Linked DNA regions of Homo sapiens: region 2 is linked to region 1. Evidence: chromatin loops called from intact Hi-C (ENCODE). Cell type or tissue: heart right ventricle. All regions are shown on one strand. Links, peaks and the distances in the headings refer to the core of each region. The heading gives the core; the rest is flanking DNA.

Evidence for each region. A loop is a pair of places that touch in the nucleus more often than their neighbours do. Peaks named below come from ENCODE experiments on the same cell type or tissue, not always from the same donor. Only the 100,000 strongest peaks of a DNase experiment are listed, where the experiment ranks them.
Region 2: a loop joins it to region 1, with 5 times the contacts of the local background. A loop is called at or near these places in 2 of 110 quality-filtered maps.

Annotation. Positions count from the first base shown.
Region 1 is chr15:47,230,096-47,241,400 of GRCh38, forward strand. It overlaps a transcript of SEMA6D not described here. Among named protein-coding and RNA genes, the nearest start is that of SEMA6D, 480 kb to the right of the region's middle. In heart right ventricle, for the core only: no CTCF peak of the experiment used is centred there; no DNase peak of the experiment used is centred there.
Region 2 is chr15:47,170,005-47,181,309 of GRCh38, forward strand. It overlaps LOC107984733 (a long non-coding RNA gene), which reads left to right and starts at 5,527. Exons shown (of 2, transcript XR_001751737.2): 1 at 5,527-5,821; 2 at 7,257-7,513. In heart right ventricle, for the core only: no CTCF peak of the experiment used is centred there; no DNase peak of the experiment used is centred there.

The sequences.
Region 1 (11,305 bases), core at 1,163-9,162:
GCCTCTCTTAGAAAAATTCTTCTTTGTGGCAAAGAATATTTGAGGATTAAGCAATCTGCAAAACTTTTATCTTAACCTATAAAGCATAGGTCTGCCAGGATTTTTTGATTAATCTGCTCCAGTTTTTGCCTGTGTAATCCTCACACTCTCATTTAATAAAATTTATTGTAACATAAGTTTTATTTTTCTTATACAGAATATAATCTATGTAAAGTTGTATATCTTGAATATACAAATACTTTTCATGAATGCTAGATTTCCATGGTTACATATAAGAATAATTAGCATGTAGAATTCAAACAAGAAAGCACCACCAATAACTGACATATAAATGCATAAACATCACTATAGTGTCAGTTGTGTGAGAGTAACGATTTGCCTGTGTTTCCTTCTGTCTCCCATCTCCAGTACCTAACACAAGTGGTAGGTGCCCTATAAGTAGCTGGCTCTTACTCTGCCTTCTCTATCTCATCCATCCTTCTATAGACATTGGAGTCACAGGTCACCAGGATTTCTTCCTTTATACTCTGCTTTCTAAGTCAGTGGTTCTCAAAGTGTCATCAGTCCCTTGGCCAGCAACTGTCGGCCACACCTGAGAACTTGTAATAAATGCACATTCTTAGGCCCCATTCCTGAGAAAGGGATGAGAAACTGCCTGAGAAACACTAGGGGTGAGGCCAACAATCTAGGTTTTAACAAGCACTGCAGGTGGTTCTGATGCACTCTTAAAGAACCACTGGGAGAACCAATGGTTCCCTGTGTTTTTATATATAAAATACAGATAACGGATGTGTAGGTAATGATCACACTGCTGAAATGAACTTGATACAAATAAATCTTAGTCACTAGTGAGACTTTAACAGGCCTTTCCTCTGTTTTACTTTTTACCCCCTTTCCTCCCCTTTGTCTTTGTCCTCACAATCTAAGGCCTTGTTTCTTCACTTTTACCAAGTAGTATGTTGAAAAGAAAAGGCCTGGCCATTCGTCTCCTCCTCCCCTCTTCCTCCTCCTCTTTGCCTTCCTTGTTCCCTTCCTCCTCTGCTTTCCTCTTTTCTCCCTTCTCTTTTTCTCTCTCTTTTATTTGGCTTGAATGTCGAGCTTAGCGGTTGAAATCCTTCAACAGGCAGTTCTCTCATCCTGTCTGTCACTCACATAAATGAGCCTGGACTAGCATTGTCTTGACTGATCCTAAAATTTTATTTTCAGCACACCAAAACCAGCTTTTCATGACCAGCTTTTCATATCCACCTTCTTGATTCTTTAGCTTCTAGACAGTTGTCTCCATCCATTCCTCTTTCTTAATCTTTCAGATCTCTGCTATTACTTGCTATTCTTGCAGGTCGTTATCCAAAGAGCACGCCCCATTTGATGTATGCATTACCTTCACTAAAATCCACTTTTCATCGCCATTACTCCCACTCTTTCCAGGCAGGGATGCTTTTAAATACACACACATATTTGAGGAAATGAAATTTGTTGCTTATACTTTCCAGAATTGGCCATTTACTAAGATTCTGTATATCTAATTCATAATTACTTTTGTTTCTTGCATAGGACAATTCTTCTATTTCTTATTACATAAAACTGTGCCCCAGCAGTTTATCCCTTCAGGAGATGGCAATTAGGAGAAGAAATATTTTCTAATTCTTACCCTGCTTTCATTGTTTCTAAAAAATCTGTCTGAGGGTAATCCATAGGCTAAACAGAAATTATAAACTCCCTTTGAAAATTGATTCTTTTTTTAACATAAAATTCACATAACATAAAATTTATCATTTTAAGAATTTTAAAGTATGAATAATTCAGTGGCTTTTAGTACATTCAAAATATTGTGCAAACATCACCACTGTCTAATTCCAGAACATTTCCATCACCCCCAAATAACTCCCATACCTGTGAGTAATCAATCCCAATTTCATTCTACTTTCAGCCCCTGTAAACCACTGATCTACTTAGTGTCTCTCCAGAGTTTCCTTTTTTGGAGATTTTATTTAAATTGAATCATAGAATATGTGGCCTTTTGTGTCTGGCTACTTTCAATTAACATAGTGTTTTGAAGGTTTTTCCATGTTGCAGTATGATCAATACTTCAGTCTCTCGTATGACTGCATCATATTCCACTGTAAGGATATACTACATATTGTTCATTCATCAGTCAATAAACATTTAGGTTGTTTCCACCTTTTGGCAACAATGAATAGTGCTGTAATAAACATTTGTGGTGAATTTTTTTGTGTGAATGGTTATCTTGGTTTTTATATACCTGGGAGTGGAATTGCTGGGTCATATGGTAACTCCATGTTGAAAGTTTTGAGGAACTGTCAAAAGTGTTTTCTACTGTAGCCGTAGCAGTTAACATTCCCATCAGCAAGGTGTGAGGCCTGGAATTTCTCCATATCCTTTCTAGCTCTTGTTATTCTATGGGGGGAGGGTGTGTGTGTGTGTGTGTGTGTGTGTGTGTATTTTATTACAGCCAAGCTAGTGGGTATAAAATGGTATTTCATTATGGCTTTAATTGGCATTTCTCTAATGAATAGTAATGTTGAGCATTTTTTAAAATTTATTTTTTTCACACTATTGCTGGCTTGAAGATTGAACATCTTTTCATGTGCTTATTTTCCATTCATATACTTTGTTTGAAAAAATGACTGTTCAAACTCTTTGCACGTTTTTAAATAAGGTTTTTAGTGTGATTATTGTTGAGCTGTAAGGGCTATTTATATATTTTGGGTCCTAGACCATCATCAGATATATGAAGTGCAGATATTTTCTTCCCTTATGTGGGTTGTCTATTTACTTTCATAGTGTTCTTGGATACACACACACACATACACACAAATTAATTACTATGAAGTTAAACTTGGTAATGTTTTTGTTTGCTGATTGTATGTTTGGTGTCATATTTAAGAAACCATTGCTTGATCTAATGTCATAAATATTTATACCTGAATTTCCTTCTAAGAATTTTATTATGCTCTCAGCTTTTGCATTTAGGTAATTAATCAATTTTGAGTTAATTTTTATATATGCTTGAGTCTGGGGTCCAAATTCAAAGTTTTGCATGTGAATATCCAGTTGTTCCAGCACCATTTGTTGAAAAGACTATTCTTTCTCAATTAAGTGGTCTTGACATATTTCATTGAGAATCAGTTGATCATAGGCATGAGTTTACTTCTGGGCTCTATTCCACTGATCTCTATGTCTGCTTTTATGCCTATATCACAGTATTTTGATCACTGTACTTTCGCAATAAGTTTTGAAATCAAGAAATGTAAGTCCTTTAAACTTATTCTTTCTTTTCAAGATCATTTTGGCTATTTGGGATTTTTGAATTTTCATATGAATTTTAGAATTAGCTTGCCAATTTACGCAAAACAGCAATTAGCATTTCAGTAACGATTGCATTGTATCTGTCAATTTGGAGAGTGAGGCCATCTTAATGATATTGAGTCTTCCAATGTATGAATATGGGATGTCTTTCCATTAATTTATTTCTACAACTTTTTTTGTAATTTTCAGTATTTAAATCTTTTACTTCATTACTTAAGTTTGTTCCTGGGTATTTTATTCTTTTTGATACTATTGTAAATGGGATCGTTTTCTTAATTTTCTTTTCACATAGTTTGTTGTTAGCTTGTAGAAAAGTAGCTGATTTTGTATGTCGATTTTGTATCCTACAACTTTATTGAATTTATTTATTTATTAGCTCTAACAACTTTGTGGCATTTTGGGGATTGTCTATATATATAAGATCAAATCATTCACAGACAGGTAGTTTTACCTCTTCTTTTTCAAACTGCATGTCTTTTATTTCCTTTTCTTGTCTTATTGCATTAGCTAGGAACTCCAATACAATGTTGAATACACATGGTGAGAGAGGACATTCTTGCTGTGTCCCTGATCTTGCAGGGAAAGTTTCCAGGCCTATTCTAATGTCTGCTGCCTGAGAAAATGGATAACAGTTGGGACAAACAATATACCAACCAAAACTCTTGGGAGGAAGGGCTGGGAATGAGATGTTTTGGGAATAAGGGTTTTGAAAATGTCTGACATATTTCTGGGATCTCAGCAGTCAAATGCAGTCCCAGGGCTGTTCACAAGCTCAGGAAAGACCTAAGAAGACCCAAAGCAATCACCTCTGGCAGACCTCTAGGCTCTGTGAAACCAGGATGTAAAGTCTAAGGCAGAGACTAATGCATTTATGCTTGTAAATGTTATACATACATATATAAAAATATATATTATTTTAATATGTATTATTTCAGTAGCTTTTGGGATACAAATGGTTTTTGGTTACATGGATGAACTGTATAGTGTTGAAGCTTGAGATTTTAGTATACTTGCTGCTTGAGCAGGGTACATTGTACTCAATGTGTAATCTTTTTATTCCTCAGTCCTCTTTCACCCTTCCCCTTCCTGAGTCTCCAATGTCTTGTTATACCACTCTGTATGACTTTGCATACCCATAGCTTAGCTCCCACTTGTAAGTGAGAACATATGGCATTTGATTGTTCATTCCTGAATTACTTCACTTGGAATAATGGCCTCCAGCTCCATCCAAGTTGTTGCAAAAGACATTAGTTCCTTCTTTTTGTGGCTGATTAGTATTCCATGGTGTATATATTATCACATTTTCTTTATCCACTCATCAGTTGATGGGCACTTAGGTTGGCTCCATATCTTTGCAATTGTGAATTGTGCTGCCATAAACATTCATGTGCAGGTGCATTTTTGATATAATGATTTATTTTCCTTTGGGTAGATACCCAGTAGTGGGATTGCTGAATTGAATGACAGATCTACTTTTAGTTCTTTGAGAAAACTCCAAACTGTTTCCCATAGAGATCAGATTAATTTACATTCCCACCAGCAGTGTATAAGTGTTCCCTTTTCACCACATCCACCCAACATCTACTGTTTTTTGACTTTTTAATAATGGCCATTCTGATTGGGATAAGATGGTATCTCATTGTGGTTTAAATTGCATTTCCCTGATTAGTGATGTTATACATTTTTCTCATGTTTGTTAGCCATTTATATATCTTTTGAGAAATGTCTATTCATGTAATTTTCCCACTTTTTATGGGATTATTTGTTTTTTTCTTGCTGACTTGTTTGAGTTTCTTGTGGATTCTGGATAACAGTCCTTTGTCAGATACATAATTTGCAAATATTTTCTTCCATTTTGTGAGTTGTCTGTTTACTCTGATGATTTTTTTTATTATGTAGCTTTTTAGTTTAATTAGGTCCCATCAATTTTTTTATTATGTTGCATTTGCTTTTGGGGTCTTAGTAATAAACTCTTTGCCTAGGCCAGTGTCCAGAAGTGTTTTCCCTAGGTTTTATTCTAAAATGTTTATGCTTTTGGGTCTTAAAGTCTTTGATCCATTTTCAGTTGATTTTTATAGGTAGTTAGAGATCAGTTTCATTCTTCTACATGTGGCTATTCAATTTTCCCAGCATTGTTTATTGAATTGGGTATTCTTTCTTCGATTTATGTTTTCCTATGCTTTGTTGAAGATCAGTTGGTTGTAAGTATTTGTTTTTATTTCTGAGCTCTCTATTCTGTTCCATTGATCTATGTATCCACCTTTATGTCAGTACCATGCTGTTTTGGTTACTATAACTTTGTAGTATAATTTGAAGTCAGGTAATGTGATACCTCCAGATTTGTTCTTTTTGCTTAGGATTTATGCTTGTAAATTGCTTTTGACAGTGTTCCATGGGGTAACAGCTTTAGCACTAGGTAATTTCCCAGTCAGGTTGGATAAATACTGGCCTTTTGAGTGGATCTTCCAGGGAATCATTACTACATAAGAATTCTTTGTTACTTTGTTACATTCTGCTCCCTCAGATATTGGTACTTGGAATGATGACTGTTATTTTCAAGACTGCTGTTGAGCTGGGTAGCAAGGGATAGGACTAGGGTAAATCAAAACACAAATTCATGCTTCTTACAGAGAGTTAGCCAGTTTTTAGTTTGCATGCTTGTGTTAAAAATGTTATCTGGATTGCATCAATCTTTGGTTAGATTCCAGAGTTCTGAAAAGGTTGATTCCAATAGTTTTGGCCAGATTTTTAAATTATTTTCAGGGAGAATCATGTTCTTAGAGTCTTTTAATCTGCCATTTTCTGTAACATCTGGGAATTGATTATCGAAGAACAAGATCTCCCCTTTCCTGGATAGCTTGATAAATGGATCACACCCACTGGGCATGTTTAGTCTGGCCAGAAGAAAGAGGATTCATGTGGGGTTCTCTCCACCCCCATGTTGCCATATTTTTCCAGAGTCAATATAATAGAATTCTAAGTATTTAATATTATGACTCATAGCATTTTATGTAACCAATATCAGTAATAATGCAATTAAAAAACAAATGCTAAATTTATACAGCAGTTTTAAAATGGTAACAATGGGAATGTATATTATCAGTTTATTTTTCTCCCTACCATACTGTGGAAGAGGGGTTTTTATTAACCTTCTAACATAAAGGATGAACAAAATTATGAGTAAATAATTCTGCCTGTCTTCAGATGAATCCTGCTGTTGCTAGAGGTTATCAGAAAGAATAATTGATTGAGTGCATCCACTATAGATGTAGTTAGGCTAAGGTCAATCACTTTCTATAAAAGGGAATAAGAAAAAGCTGAGGAATTATTTGCCTATCTTGGATATCAGCTAACATTTCCTTTAGGAAGGGGAAGGACATAGATTATGAAGCAACTTGGGCAAATAGCACGGGACTGGGATTCAAGATATAGTTCAAATCACTAATTCTATGTATAGCCTCTAAGGCTCTCTGAAGCTTAATTTTTGTATAATTTCTGAAGGGATTTGTTTAGGCCTAGGTTGCAAGCAAGAGACAATGACATTACATCCTCCTGCTGGATAATGCTTGTGTTCTATTGAATCAAATGGACACATACACAACAAGATTATCACCGACTTTTAGAATTTTTGTGTTCTTGAACAAGTTTTATTAGAGTTATTCAATGGCATTGGGTAGAATTAGCACACCAATAGGAATAAGGTTGAACTAGAAATAAGTCTAGCTGTGCTATACAAAATCCTGGTCAAGTTCTCACTGTGGTCATACTTATTTTGGACTGCCAGAGCTAATGGAATTCCATACAAGGAATTTAATAAGTTCTATTACAGGTCTAAGAACATGGGTAAGACATCTTGAGGCTCACCATTTTACTTTATTGGTTCAATATGCAATAGTTATTCCACTTAAATGATCACACTGTGATTTTAGGATTGTCTGGCAAACCCTAGAGGAGTTCTATTTTGCCACGTTGGAAATGAGACTGTCATGATAAACGTTTCTAGTAATTTTTTTCACTTATTGTTCTCTCAAATTGCACTATGTAGAGAGGCAAGAAGTAGTGTACAATGAGCAATGCACTATGACCGAAGGGATATGAGTGTTATTTTCAACGCTGCCTCTAACTCGGTGGCCTTAGCTGCTTGAATTGGCTTGGTAGTCTGGGTCCTCCTCTATTAAATGGATTGGATCAGTGGCTTTGCAAGTGTGATGTGTAGAATTCAAAGGGCTCTGTGAAGTTGCTTTGGGCTGCTCTAGGGTTTGAGAGTAGGTCTGTATAGGTAGGACTCTACACCCCCTTTTAACTATGACCGTTTTAATTGTTTGTTTTATATATTTGAGCCTCTGAGCACAAAAATCTTTGAGGGAAGATTCTGAGGCCCTGGAGGTCTGTTTCTGGAAGACTGCTCTTACAAATCTCTTTGGCCCATTGTCACTGAACTCCATGTTTCTGACTTAAGCACAACAAAACTGTACAACTTTAAAATTAATGGGAGTTCAACAAGTAGCAACCAAAGAACTAGCAGCACTCTTTAAGAAAGGTCAGCGGTTACAGGGAATTGTGGGATGGTACAGTGTATGGAGCATCCTTGTCAAGTGCGCATTTATTGATAATGATGATGACACAAGTATTCTGACAGTAGCTAGATATTTTTGGTATATACATGTTCTTTTTTGCTGTAGTGCATTTTTATTTTTGTCATATTTTGCCAAACAGTAAATAAAGACATCATTAATATTCATGAGAGGTTGCAGGAAGAAAATGTTGAGTTTATTTTGCTTTCAGGGACACAAACCACTGAAGAGAATACGCTGTAAACTCGTCATTGGAGAATAAAATAGCAACAACAACAATAATGATCTACCTAATTATCCAGGGCACACTAAAAGCACACAGAGTTGCCTAAACTCATTTATGAAAGTGAAACACATTGTAAGGCCCCATATTTCACCTTTATGTCCTTTGATTTGACCCCTCACCCCCCAGAGTATACCTGAACCCATTCTAATTTTCTCACATATAGCAGAAACTTAAACTTAGATACAAAGCCAAAAGGGCTCCTTGGTACTATAATACGAATTATATTTAGCTGCCAATATTTGTATTTTCTCCAATAGATTGTGCTTTCCTTGGGGCCAAGGAATCTGTGTTCCCAAGAGTGCCTAGCACAGTATTTTGCCCATAGTTGAAATTCAATACGTGATTGTCAAAGTGAAAAGTTAAAGGACGTTTAGACAAAAAAAAAATCTAGGTCACAAAGGCATTTTTGCAGAACCCATGTAGATTTTCTGGCCTGAGTTTGCTGGCAGCTATGCTTAGGCTGGGACCAGTGGAAATGGGTCTAGAGCCTGCCTCAGAGTGGCCGACAAGTCATCTGAAGAATCAAGATGAGAACTTCCATTTCAAGCAACAGGGAAGGTGCTCCTCTCCTCTTTTAGGATTCATTGACACTTAGGAATAAATATGCCACTCAACTGAAACCTCCTTCAGTTTGCATACTTGAGAAAATGATCACATTCTTCAGTACAGCGATCTGCAAGCCACAGGCCATGGGCTGTTACTGGGCCACAGACCAGGTACCTGGCCACATAGCAGGAGGTGAGCAGAGGTCAAGGAGCTAGTGAAGGTTCATCTGTATTTATAGCCACTCCCCATTGCTCACATTACTGCCTGAGCTCTGCCTCCTGTCAGATCAGATGTGGCATTGGAGTCTCATAGGAGCATGAACCCTATTGTGAACTGCGCATGCAAGGAATCAAGGTTCTGGGCTCCTTATGACAATCTAATGCCTGATGATCTGTCACTGTCTCCTGTCACCCCCAGATGGGACCGTGTAGTTGCAGGAAAACAAGCTCAGAGCTCCCACTTATTCTACATTATGGTAAGTTTATAATTATTTCATTATATATTACAATGTTATAAAAACAGAAATAAAGTGCACAGTAAATGTAATGCACTTGAATAATTCCAAAACCATCCCCCAATCCCACAATTTTTTCATGGTCTGTGGAAAAATTGTCTTCTACGAAACCAGTCCCTGGTGCCAAAAATGTTGGGGACAACTGCTTTAATAGAAATCCTACTTCCCAAATGCTTCCCATATTATTCTAAAGAGCAGACAGGATTGAGAAACATGAAGATCTGGAAAGAATATGGGCTTCGGAGTTCACGTCTTAGGTTCAAATCCTTCTGTGTCCACTGGCTGTCTCCATCATACTGAGTGTAGAGCAGTGTGTAAGAGCCTGGCTGGCTCTGTTACCATTGCATTGTGTGATTGTAGAGCTCTCTGTATATCAGTTTCACGTATGGTAGATGGGTATAATACTAATACTTGCCTTACAGGGTTGCTGTGATGATTACAGAAGTTGTATGTGTAACACACGAGTAGTATGTGATCAAGGACTTAGTTCCTGTCTCATTGTAAATTCTATACAAGTAATTTGTATTGTTGTTGTTATCTACCCAACTAAGCTTCAGTTACATCATCTGTAAATGGGGTGGTAATATTTATCTTTAAAAGTTATGTGAAGGTATAAAATGACATTTTAGAAATCCTTGATATATCATAAATATTCAATAAATTTGAGCTTTTATTTGTATAACATGATTATTATCTATTTGGATCTCAGTAGTTGATAAAAGCCTGTTCTATACATATGGTAATTGGTCATCCTAAAAGAGAGGCACACAAGTGGTCTTACCATTCCCCAGTTGTCCGTGTACCAGCTTTCTACCATGAATTGTTTCTCTCAGAAAGAAAAATTTGTTGGTCAGCTTGTTGGCATTTTACTACTGAATATAGAATTTAGGCTCAAGTAGACTTATAGGTTTTTGGCTTGATCTCTGAATGAGGACCTCTGATACAGAATCTGGAGTTTGATCATAATCATATCACTGAGAAAGGGTAAATTATTTTACTTCCCTGGCTTTCAGATTATTTTTAGGTAAAATGAAGGAACTATAATGGAGCTATGATGAAGATTGAATACACTGGTGCAGTAAAGCACTTAATACAATACCTCTGGTTGCTTAGGAAATTTTAATCTCCTCCTTTCTTCATCTATGAAGTCAAGCCTTTTCACTAGATTTCCTTTTTAAGATCATTTCCAACTTCAGCATTTAGTCTCTATGATTTTGTACATCGTGCATTGGGATCTCCATGGAATTTTTGCATCTTGATATCTTATGTCATTAGAGGAATTTTAGTGCAACAAAACAGTACTCTAATGCTGTTGAATATTAACATTTATTTTCTTACAATTAGTTAAAATTAGATTGCCTTGACTATGCAGAAAAGGGCAAATATTTGAATCATGTACATAATGATTGGTATTTGCCAAAAATTCAAATTCATTGATTAGTCAAGGCCAAACATTTTGAGATCATCCAAGGATCTAGAGAAATTAATCCCATTATATGAATATGTTTTCTTTGTAAATCCTACTGATGACTGTTTGGGGAAAATAGTATATTAAAACATAAATATGGTTCAGAGAGAAGTCTTTTAAGCCAAAACATTCTAAAAGGTTTTGCTATAGTGTCTATCCATACATTCTGAAATGCAGGTTAGATGTGTCATCCTTGCTTAACCACTGAGGAAATTAAAACACCAAAAAGAATGAGAGCTTCATCTATCTCCTAGCAAGGAAGGGACCGAGCTGAGATTAGAATGCAAATGGCACTATTATCTAGACTTAAATAAAACAATGTGTAACCCAAAATGTGTATTTATAAAATATTTCTAGAGTTAAATGACTCTATTGGAGTGTATTTTCCCACTTACTATTCAATATTCCATTCGCATTTAACTCTAGGAGACACTGTAAGAACCACGGAGTGTTAAACTTGGGGCTTGGGAATCAGAGTCCATCCTTGAATTTCACAAAAGAAACGACCGAAATCAAAAGAAGGCAAGATACAGCTGTTCGCATTTGCAGACCTGTATGTAAGTGGTCACCACCTATGTGGTACAGAA
Region 2 (11,305 bases), core at 1,844-9,843, 59 kb before region 1:
CATCAAGCTACCAATGCCTTTCTTCACAGAATTGGAAAAAACTACTTTAAAGTTCATATGGAACCAAAAAAGAGCCCGCATTGCCAAGTCAATCCTAAGCCAAAAGAATAAAGCTGGAGGCATCACACTACCTGACTTCAAACTATACTACAAGGCTACAGTAACCAAAACAGCATGGTACTGGTACCGAAACAGAGATAGAGATCAATGGAACAGAACAGAGCCCTCAGAAATAACGCCGCATATCTACAACTATCTGATCTTTGACAAACCTGAGAAAAACAAGCAATGGGGAAAGGATTCCCTATTTAATAAATGGTGCTGGGAAAACTGGCTAGCCATATGTAGAAAGCTGAAACTGGATCCCTTCCTTACACCTTATACAAAAATCAATTCAAGATGGATTAAAGACTTAAATGTTAGACCTAAAACCATAAAAACCCTAGAAGAAAACCTAGGCATTACCATTCAGGACATAGGCATGGGCAAGGACTTCATGTCTAAAACACCAAAAGCAATGGCAACAAAAGACAAAATTGACAAATGGGATCTAATTAAACTAAAGAGCTTCTGCACAGCAAAAGAAACTACCATCAGAGTGAACAGGCAACCTACAAAATGGGAGAAAATTTTCGCAACCTACTCATCTGACAAAGGGCTAATATCCACAACCTACAATGAACTCAAACAAATTTACAAGAAAAAAACAAACAACCCCATCAAAAAGTGGGCGAAGGACATGAACAGACACTTCTCAAAAGAAGACATTTATGCAGCCAAAAAACACATGAAAAAATGCTCATCATCACTGGCCATCAGAGAAATGCAAATCAAAACCACAATGAGATACCATCTCACACCAGTTAGAATGGCAATCATTAAAATGTCAGGAAACAACAGGTGCTGGAGAGGATGTGGAGAAATAGGAACACTTTTACACTGTTGGTGGGACTGTAAACTAGTTCAACCATTGTGGAAGTCAGTGTGGCGATTCCTCAGGGATCTAGAACTGGAAATACCATTTGACCCAGCCATCCCATTACTGGGTATATACCCAAAGGACTATAAATCATGCTGCTATAAAGACACATTCACCCGTATGTTTATTGTGGCATTATTCACAATAGCAAAGACTTGGAACCAACCCAAATGTCCAACAATGATAGACTGGATTAAGAAAATGTGGCACATATACACCATGGAATACTCTGCAGCCATAAAAAATGATGAGTTCATGTCCTTTGTAGGGACATGGATGAAACTGGAAATCATCATTCTCAGTAAACTATCGCAAGAACAAAAAACCAAACACCGAATATTCTCACTCATAGGTGGGAACTGAACAATGAGATCACATGGACATAGGAAGGGGGATATCACACTCTGGGGACTGTTGTGCGGTGGTGGGAGGGGGGAGGGATAGCATCGGGAGATATACCTAATGCTAAATGACGATTTAATGGGTGCAGCACACCAGCATGGCACATGTATACATATGTAACTAACCTGCACAATGTACACATGTACCCTAAAACTTAAAAGTATAATAAAAAAAATATATCTTCCATACAGGTTTTTATATTTACTTTATTTTTATAAATTGATTTTTTAAAATAATTATGTTTCCCAGAGGTGTCCATGAAAAAAATTCTTACAAATCTCTATCTATTCACTCTATTTTTTTTTTTCAGTTTGCACACAATTCACTCCTTTTTCCTGCTTGGGTTGCCTTCTTTAAATATCTCTGACTTCTTTTAAAAAGGACAGTTTTAAGTTCACAGCAGAATTGAGAGGAAAGTCCAGTGATATCCTCTATGTCCCGTTCCCCCACAAATGCATGCCTTTCCCATTATTAACATCCCTCCCCAGAGGGTATATTCATATAGTTGATGAACACTGACACATCGTAATCCTCTAAAATCCATAGTTTATCTTAGGTTTCACTCTTGACATTGTACATTCTATAGGTGTAGACAAACGTATCCATCATTATAGTATTATACAGAATATTTTAACTGCCCTAAGAACCCTCTTTATTCTACCTATTCACCCTTTCCCCTTCCTTGTTGTTTTTGTGTCAAATTATTTCTAACATTGTGTTGCTATGTTTTGTGTGTGTGAAAATGTATTACTGTTATCTTTCCATTATAGATTTTATCAACAGAATTGCCCACTCAGCCATTTAATGTTTTCCCCCCTTGAGTTCCTTTTTGATATTATTGTGACCTCTGTTTACACATCTTTCTTTCTTTCTTTTTTGCTAATAGGAATTTTAACTCACACATAAATGTCACAGTCAATATATTTAACCTTAATTCTATATTTTTGTTAACATTTTATTTTTTTGTTTCCCAGCTACTTTGGATTTCTGTATTTTGCCTTGTAGGCTTTGTTTTATTTGCTTTGTTTTTATTCTATCCTTGTCAACTAGAAATTTTATTTTTTGTTTTACTGTAAGTTGTCCTTAAATTTGTCAAATATTTAAACATATATCTTATTTTTTAAGGTAATTGCTTAGAAATGTGCATTTAATTAAAATGAAGTTATTTAATCTGAAACAAAAATTCTGCTGTACATAGTTCAGATAGGGCAAAGTACAATGTATGGATGACACATTTCAGTAAAAAAAAAAACTGGAAAATGTAACAAATTATTATGAAAATAGGTATTTGGTCTGTAAATAAAATATTTGTTATCACTGTCACTTTATTAGTATTCTTAGAAGGAACAAATAATCAAAATTATAATTTTCTTGCAATAATTTCCCAACAAAACGTTATATATTCTCTTTAGGATCATGCTGCAAAGGCACCAGCTTTATTTCAACTCACACATTCAAAATATATTTTATGATTTCTTATTACATGTTAGGCAGCCATGAAAAAAATCAGACATTGTTCCTGTCATCATGGAACATACAGCCAAGTTGGAGAAACAGATAATAAACAAGTAGATAAGGAATGCACACATGCATGCACCCACATCCCTCCTGACTTTTGATCACTTTTCGGATGTATTTTAATGAGGCAGGAGGAGATATAGCCACAGCAAGTAAGCCCATATATTAACATGGAAGTTCTGATATAAATTTTGTCTTCAGTGATGCTTAATTTACAATGCTTAACTTCCAACCAGTTAAGATTCTTAATATATTCACTTCAAATTTCCCTGACCTAGAATTTCTGCTAATACTTTAATACTTTGTATTTTACAAAGAATGAGACAACTTAAAGGGACCTTAGAGCTTATTTAGCCCCAGGGTGGTAAATACAAGCATCAGTGTCATATTCCCACCTCCTGTGCGCACTGCAGACATTGTCAATCAATCTCAATAGCTATTTATTTTAAAGCTGGAAATAGCTCCAGAAATCATTCTCATTCTCATGGCAGCATTTTGGTTTGCAGTAATCACCTGAAGTTTTTTAATATGAGAGGTCTGTTGGAAAAAAATTGTGTCTCAGAATGAGGAAAATTATTGCCAACTAAAACTTTAAAACCTACAATTCTTAGTAGATCCATATTTTAAAAAATTCCTCTGAATAATAATAAGTTGGGATTTTGAAATAGGAGTTAAATTTAAAGGGAAGAAAATAAAAATTTATTCTGTCATACTGCTCATTCCTAGCCCAATTCCTTGCCCAACTCTGACAAGTTTTAGGACTATTCGGAGATCTCAAACTAGACCTGTGGCATTAAGCATACGTTTCCTACGTATATTAGCTCAGAATAATATTTTCTTTCGGTGCAGACTCTTCCTCTATTTTTTTTAATACAACTCACTATTCACTTCTCATTAGACATGACGCTCTCTTGTAACTACATAACAATGCAAAAGCTGAACATCAATGTAGTCATTGAAGAATTATTTAAGATGTTGCACAATTGACAGCTGTATTAATTTATTCAACAAATATGTATTGAGTGTCTTCTAAGTACTAGGCAATGTAATAGGCTTTTGAGATACATCAGTTAACAAAACAGAAAAAAAGATTTCAGGCCCTTATAAGTTTCTAGTTGAAGAGGGCAGAGATGGAGATAACAATTAAGGTGACAGTAATTTATGTTGCATATTAGAAGGTGATTTTGTTATACAAATGGAAAAGCAGATGCGAAATATAGGGAACCCTGAGAATGATGATGGGGTGCAATTTTAAATAGTGCCTTATAGAGAAGGTGACATTAGAGCAAATATTTGAGAGAGGTAAGAGAGTTAGCCATGCATATAGCTGGGGAAGGATGTTCCAGGAACTGGGATCAGCAAGGAAAAAACTCTTTTTTTAGACGGAGTCTTGCTCTGTCACCAGGCTGGAGTGCAGTGGCGCAATCTTGGCTCACTGCAACCTCCGCCTCCTGGGTTCAAACGATTCCCCTGCCTCAGCCTCCCAAGTAGCTGGGACTACAGGTGTGCGCCACCATGCCCAGCTAATTTTTTTGTATTTTAGTAGAGATGGGGTTTCACCATGTTGGCCAGGATGGTCTCAATCTCCTGACCTTGTGATCCACTGGCCTCAGCCTCCCAAATTGCTGGGATTACAGGCGTGAGCCACCACGCCCGGCCAGAAAAAAACTCTTAAATTACGAGTGGGCCTCATGTATTTGAGGGACAGCAAGGATGCCACTGTGGCTTGGGCAGGGAGCACAAGAAAGAATACCAACAGGACACGACAGAGAAGGGGAAGGGCTATAATTTAGTGCATGTCGCTTTGCACAGGCAACCAAAATTTTATACAACAGTTAAATAAATATTAAATGTTAATGTAATTCATATATGTGATTTTTTTTTTTTTTTTTTTTTTTTTTTTGAGACGGAGTCTCGCTCTGTCGCCCAGGCTGGAGTGCAGTGGCGGGATCTCGGCTCACTGTAAGCTCCGCCTCCCGGGTTCACGCCATTCTCCTGCCTCAGCCTCCCAAGTAGCTGGGACTACAGGCGCCCGCCACTACGCCCGGCTAATTTTTTGTATTTTTAGTAGAGACGGGGTTTCACCGTTTTAGCCGGCATGGTCTCGATCTCCTGACCTCGTGATCCGCCCGCCTCGGCCTCCCAAAGTGCTGGGATTACAGGTGTGAGCCACCGCGCCCGGCCCATATATGTGATTTAATTAAGTATATTTAGTTAGGTTTTAGGCCAAAGACAGCAGGAATCTAATTACCTACAGGAATCCCCTCTCACTTTTGAACCCTTTAAAAATGTTCCCCAGGGCTCATTTAATAAAACAATAGATCCCTATTTATAAAATTTTGATTTCCCTAGTCTTTACAAACCATCTGAGCCCTGCCCACCACTTTTCTAAATGCAACCTACAGAACACATTTTCACATTCAGAGTTTGTGTTTTTCCACATCAAACATAATTACCTGTGAACTATTTTGTGATATTTCTGCAAAATAAATTACATTACAATGCATTTTGGACTCCATTAACTACATAAAACAATTGATTTGAGTCTATTGCATCCTTAGCATGGTGATATAAACTGAAATAGATGTTATTATAAATGCTAAAGGTGCCTCATGTGTACCCTTCAGGCTTCTCTAGTGGTGCTGAAATGAGGTGATGATTCCACAAAAACTCAACTAGCAACCAGAGTATCTTTATACATCTCCTGCATTCATTGCAAGAAGAATGGATTTCAACTCTCAGGGAGGCAGAGTCATACCTGAAGATTTAACTGACATGAGGTGGACACAGCCTCCTTCCCACCACCCTCCAGTGACAGTCCTGTTCCAGCCTAGCTTCAGTGGACAAAGCATCCAGTCACAACATGTGCAACCACTGTATGCCACAAGGATGCTTCCTTGTGCTGTGGAGGATACAACAAAGGTAAGGCAGTTCTTACAGACTGAACATGTAGAGTGTTTTAAAAATTTCAAATCACACTCATGGTTACATGTAAGAAAGCTGCAGAAAACGTTGCTTTGATTTTTTTCTAATTGGAAATAATTGAAGAGGCAAAGCTTAAATATGTAAAATAGAGAATAATCAGGTTCCAAACTATGCAGCCCCAGCCATAATCTCATTCTCCCACTGTGAAGGCTTACTAACTCGTTTCAAATACTGATTCTAACTAGCTAGTTAGAACTAGTTTCAAATACTAATTCAAATACTGATTCAACATACCACTTACTAAATCCATGACTCTGGATAAATTGCTAAAACTTCTTGTGCCTCAATTTCCCTATCTGTAACATTAGGATATTAAAAACACCTTTTCATTTGTATGAGGATTAAATTAGATAATCCTAGTAAAGCATGCACCCCAGTGTCTACATCAATAAATATTACAACGAATATTATTATTCTATATCAGCCATTTTCTATTTCTGTGAGTAACAGGAAGTGGGCAGGTTTACCTCAGAGAAACTCTATTTGTTTTATCTGTAATAAAACTGATGAATATTTTTCCTCTTTTTAGACCACTATCTGCTTTTAACTCAACTATGGGAATATGCTAGCTAGTAACAAAAATGAAACCTGAAATAGAAAAGTGTATATGACAAAAATGTGAAAAAAATGAGATTCCATCTTTAAATGACATTCTTTATTTGAAAGAATACTCCCCAGCTAAATAAAATTGCTTCTTTATGCATTGACTGCTGGGGAACATGAGGAGGAGATGGAGCAAAAATGCAGTTCAGATAGTGCCTTAATCTGCTCAGGCTGCTATAATAGAATACCATAGACCAGGTGGCTTAAACAACAGATATTTATTTCTCATGGTTCTGGAGGCTGGGAAGTCCAAGATCAAGGTACTGGCAGATTAGGCTTTGGGAGAGGGCACTCTTCCTGGCTTGCAGACAGCCACCATATTGCTGTGTGCTCACATGGCCTTTTCTCAGTGGATGCAAATGGAAAGAGAGAGAGAAAAAAGAACTCTCTTGTCTTTTCCTCTTATAATAGCACTAAACCCATCATGAGGGCACTACCCTCTGATAACCTCATCTAAACCTAATTATCTTCCAATGGCTCCACCTCTAAATACCGTCACTCTGGGAGTTAGAGCTTCAACATTGTGACTTTGGGGTGGCAGGGAGAAACAAACATTCAGCCATCACAAATCATGTGCTGTATTTTTGACTTAGCAAGTCAGCGATTAAGACAATGATGTGCCCAAGTGAGCCACACTTATTGATAGTCACAGTCTTGTGAATTTATATCCTATATTAACACTGGGCTTAGCCATGCTACTTTCTTTCGCTAAATGAAAGTTAGCCAGAATAATGCATTGAGATACTTAATAAGTGTTTGCACGTTACAGCTTGTTTCTTTTGGAAGCGAGCCACTATGTTGCACAGAAGCTCAGGCTGGACAACAGGATAATGAGAGGCCAGATAGAGGGAGGTCTACACAATGAGACCATCTTGGACATCTTGGACATTCCAGCCACAATAGATCTCCCAGCTGGATGTAGTTACCAGAGTGATCTCAGCTACACTATGGGGAACAAAAGACCTACTGAGCTGCTCCTAGCAAACCCATGGAATTGTGACAAAAAATAAATCATTGTTGTTTGCAGCTACTAAGTTTTGGAGTGATTTTTAGCTACAATTGATAACTGCAACAGTCAACATATCATTTTAATGAAATATTTAAGCCACTCAGATTTCACTTCCGCAACAGATTTTTATTATACTCATTTGGATGATAGCAAATCAAGGAGAAAAGAGGTCTATGACTGGATCTGAGAATGGATACAGGAATGAGGTGAAATGAGTTAATGACAAAAATAAATTATTAATATCTGGCAGTAGAATTTCTCCTGGTTTCAGAATTGCATTTGTTTAGAAAAAAGAAAAATCCTTAGTAAGTATATCAAGTCGGATTAAGTCTGGCTGCATGTAATAGAAAAAAACAACAACATAATAATGTCGGTAGCTTAAATGATATAGATGTTTATTTTCCTTGTGTTTATAAGGAAAATCAAAGACTGACAGTCCGGGGCTGCTAAGGTCTTCCTGTGATTTTCTGGGACCCAGGTCCCTTCTATGTTGATGCTCTACCATCAAATGGTATTGCTCCATGGTCTGTGATGGCTGGTCAAGCTCTGGAATTCGGGTCTGTATTCTAATCAGCAGTAATAAAGGGAAGGTGCAGAGGGAGAAAAAGACTGTACCAAACTTCTGCTTACATCTCATGGAGAGAATTAAATCAAAAGGCCACACATAGCTAAAAGAATGAAGAAGTCTTCTATATTGCTAGGTAACATGTGATGTGAGCACTAAATATGGTCAATAGGTCTTAATAAAGACTACTTTATTTAAATTACTTTGTGTGAAAGTATTGTGTATGTGTGTGTGTATGTAAGTAATTTGCTGAATAGCTGAGAGTCATGTATGGAAAAATGTCTGGAAGAGTGGCATTAATGTGAAAGATCCCCGAAGTAGAAGTGACAAAGACAAAGTAATCCTCTTGGAGTTTTTTGAACAAATTTTAGGGAGGACTTTATACTTCAGCAGATTGCAAAACAAAGATTCAAGCCAATCATGTCTTTCTTTACTTTTTATTATTTAAAATGTAAAGAACACACAAGATCAGAATTAATGATATAATGAAGCCCCACCTAGCCATCACTCAGTTTCAAAAATTTCAACACAGGATTAATATTGTTTCATTTGTACACCACTGACTTTTCTCTGTCTCCAACACTGGATTATTTTGAAGCAAATAGCAGACATATCACAAGCTAATCTTTCTTAGATCACAAAGGATCAAAGACCCTGAAAGCCTCTGGATTAAATGTGGGAAAATGTATAAAGTCAATCACTGTAGGGTCAAAGAGCAAGATTTGGATAGATTTAGAGAAAACGGTAGATAGTATAAGCAGTTTAGAATTGAATAAAAATAAAATATGTAGAGAGCTACAAGATTATTAAGTAAGCCAAACATGAGAAAGATGGAATGACAACAGAGAGTAGGTAGTGGATTTGTGAAATAGCTAAACATACGCAAAGGAAAAGAGGAGAAAATTATGCAGGTTACAGAACCTTCAAGGAGTTGCCAATGGATAACAAACCATGACTTACAAGATGAAGATGAAAGGAAAAGTGAAGAGGTCAATGGCAAACACCGCTGGCTATTTGGCTAATATCCTTTCTAATTGTTCGCCTTAGTAATAGACCCCAGTTGTATTTATTCAGCAATGTATCCTGCTAAAAGACAATTCCTATCCTCTCCTTGCACATAGAGTAGGTGAAATTCATTGAATAGGACAAGCTCTTTAAAGGAGACTGATTCAGCTGGAGAAGCTCACTTTTTATCCGTTACTTTCTATTTCCAGTTCCTAAAGTCATGATTCCTGGAGTCTTAACAGCCATCAGGGGCTAAAACCAGTGCAGGGTGTTGAAGCTTGTATCACCTTGCATTAATGACTGTGGTGACACCACATTAGCTGTGGCCAGCTGAACTCTGCACTGCTGATACAGGAGACAAAGAAGAGCCACTTGTGCTGAGAAGAGTGGGGGTCTCTATTAAATGTGGCCAAGACTAATTTAATTGACATAGGTATCATGAAAGCGATATAGTAAAAAGTATTTGAAGGATGAATGGGAATTTTTACTGAGCAAAACTGGATGAATGAAACATTTTCCACTGATCAATAGATGTTGTTGTTCTGTAGACAGTGTCTCTCTCAATTGAATTTTTGGATAAAAAAGACAAAGACTCAAACATTTCTTGCAGAGCAGCTCTCCAAAGCTGAGCCAGAATCAAAGACTCAGTGGTGTCGCCCATTATTACTTATTAATTATTACTATTAGTACTAACCTCTTAAAATTCTACTATACTTTGTCAATTTTACAGCACTTTCTTATAAATTACCTCATATCCATTCATTCATTCATTCATTTAACTAAGATGTTTTGAGCACTTATGTGTAAATCCTCATAGTAGGCATGCCTGGGGGACAAAGCACTGCATGGAATCATAGCAGGTAAGGCCCCCAAAATTGTTGCCATATAGTGATTGAGTACCCTATGCTGAACATTTTACAAGGTTTATGGTCTATTTCTACAGAGGAGGAAACTAAGTCTCAAATAACTTCGTGATTTCCTTGACTTTGTCCCTCTCGTATTTCCAATACAGACCACATAAATTATTATCATCTCTGCCTTTGCCCTTTTGTACACTTACTATATATCTTGCTGCCAGCAGTTATGGGGGAAAGGGTACAAAGGGGCAGAACTATTTACTTAATGCTGGCCAGAACTATTGTACTAAATCCAAAAAACTGTGAATAGGGTTAAAGTAGTTCAAAAGGAAAAATACGTTTCCATCCTAATCTGATCTACTGTTTGTATGTTAAATAGTGGCATGCTGAACATTTGGTATAACCTAATGGGAAATCCCTCACGGGCAGAATAGACTTAGACTCTGTGAATACATCTTAGAGAAGTCACATCATACCCTCTTTTCTGCTATGTAAGCAAGGCACCACCAGCCCTAGGCCAGTAGTGAGGGGTTAAATCTCGTTTCAGCCCTGCTTTAAGTGAACATACATTAGTCCCACTGAAGGCTTGGGGAGAAGGGATAAAATGGGAAATGCATGAGCATTTGAAAAATCAAAAATAGGGTTGTCAGTATATCAAATAAAAATACAAAGTACCTACTTAAACTTGAATTTCAGATAAATAATGAATAACTCCTTAGTATAGCTATGTTCCGAAATCCCATCGATTGCATGGCTAACAACAGGTTGCAAAATAGAGGCAATTTATTGTCTGAATATTGCATGGCACATGGACTCATTCTGAAACTGTTTATCTGTAATTTGTATTTAACTGGATGTAATTTGTATTAACTGGATATTTTATCTGGTGGTCCCAGTTAAAAAGAAATATAATACCTTCATCAAGGTTCTTAATTTAACGTACTAGAGCATCTCAGAGGTCAAGAGAGCCTGAATTACATTCTAGAAGAATTTATGTATTTTTTCATTTTACAAATTAACACTTTTAACTATAATGAATAATGAATATGTTCACTAGATAATTATAGCATACATATTTAAAATTAAACCAGATATTGATTTTTTATATTTTATTTTATTGTGGTAAGAACACTTAAAGGAGATCTTACCCTCTTAAATTTTTAAGTGTATAATACATTATTGTTGCCTATAGGTACAATGCTGTACAGCAGATCTCTTGTGCTTGCCCATCTCACTTGACTGAAACTTTATGTCTGTTGATTAGTAATGCCTCCTTCTTACTTACTAGCAGTAGGGTAGTTCTGGCACTATTATACAAGGATGCTAAAATCCTAAATAAAATATTAGTAAATTAAAAAAATTGTAAACTATCATGTACTTTA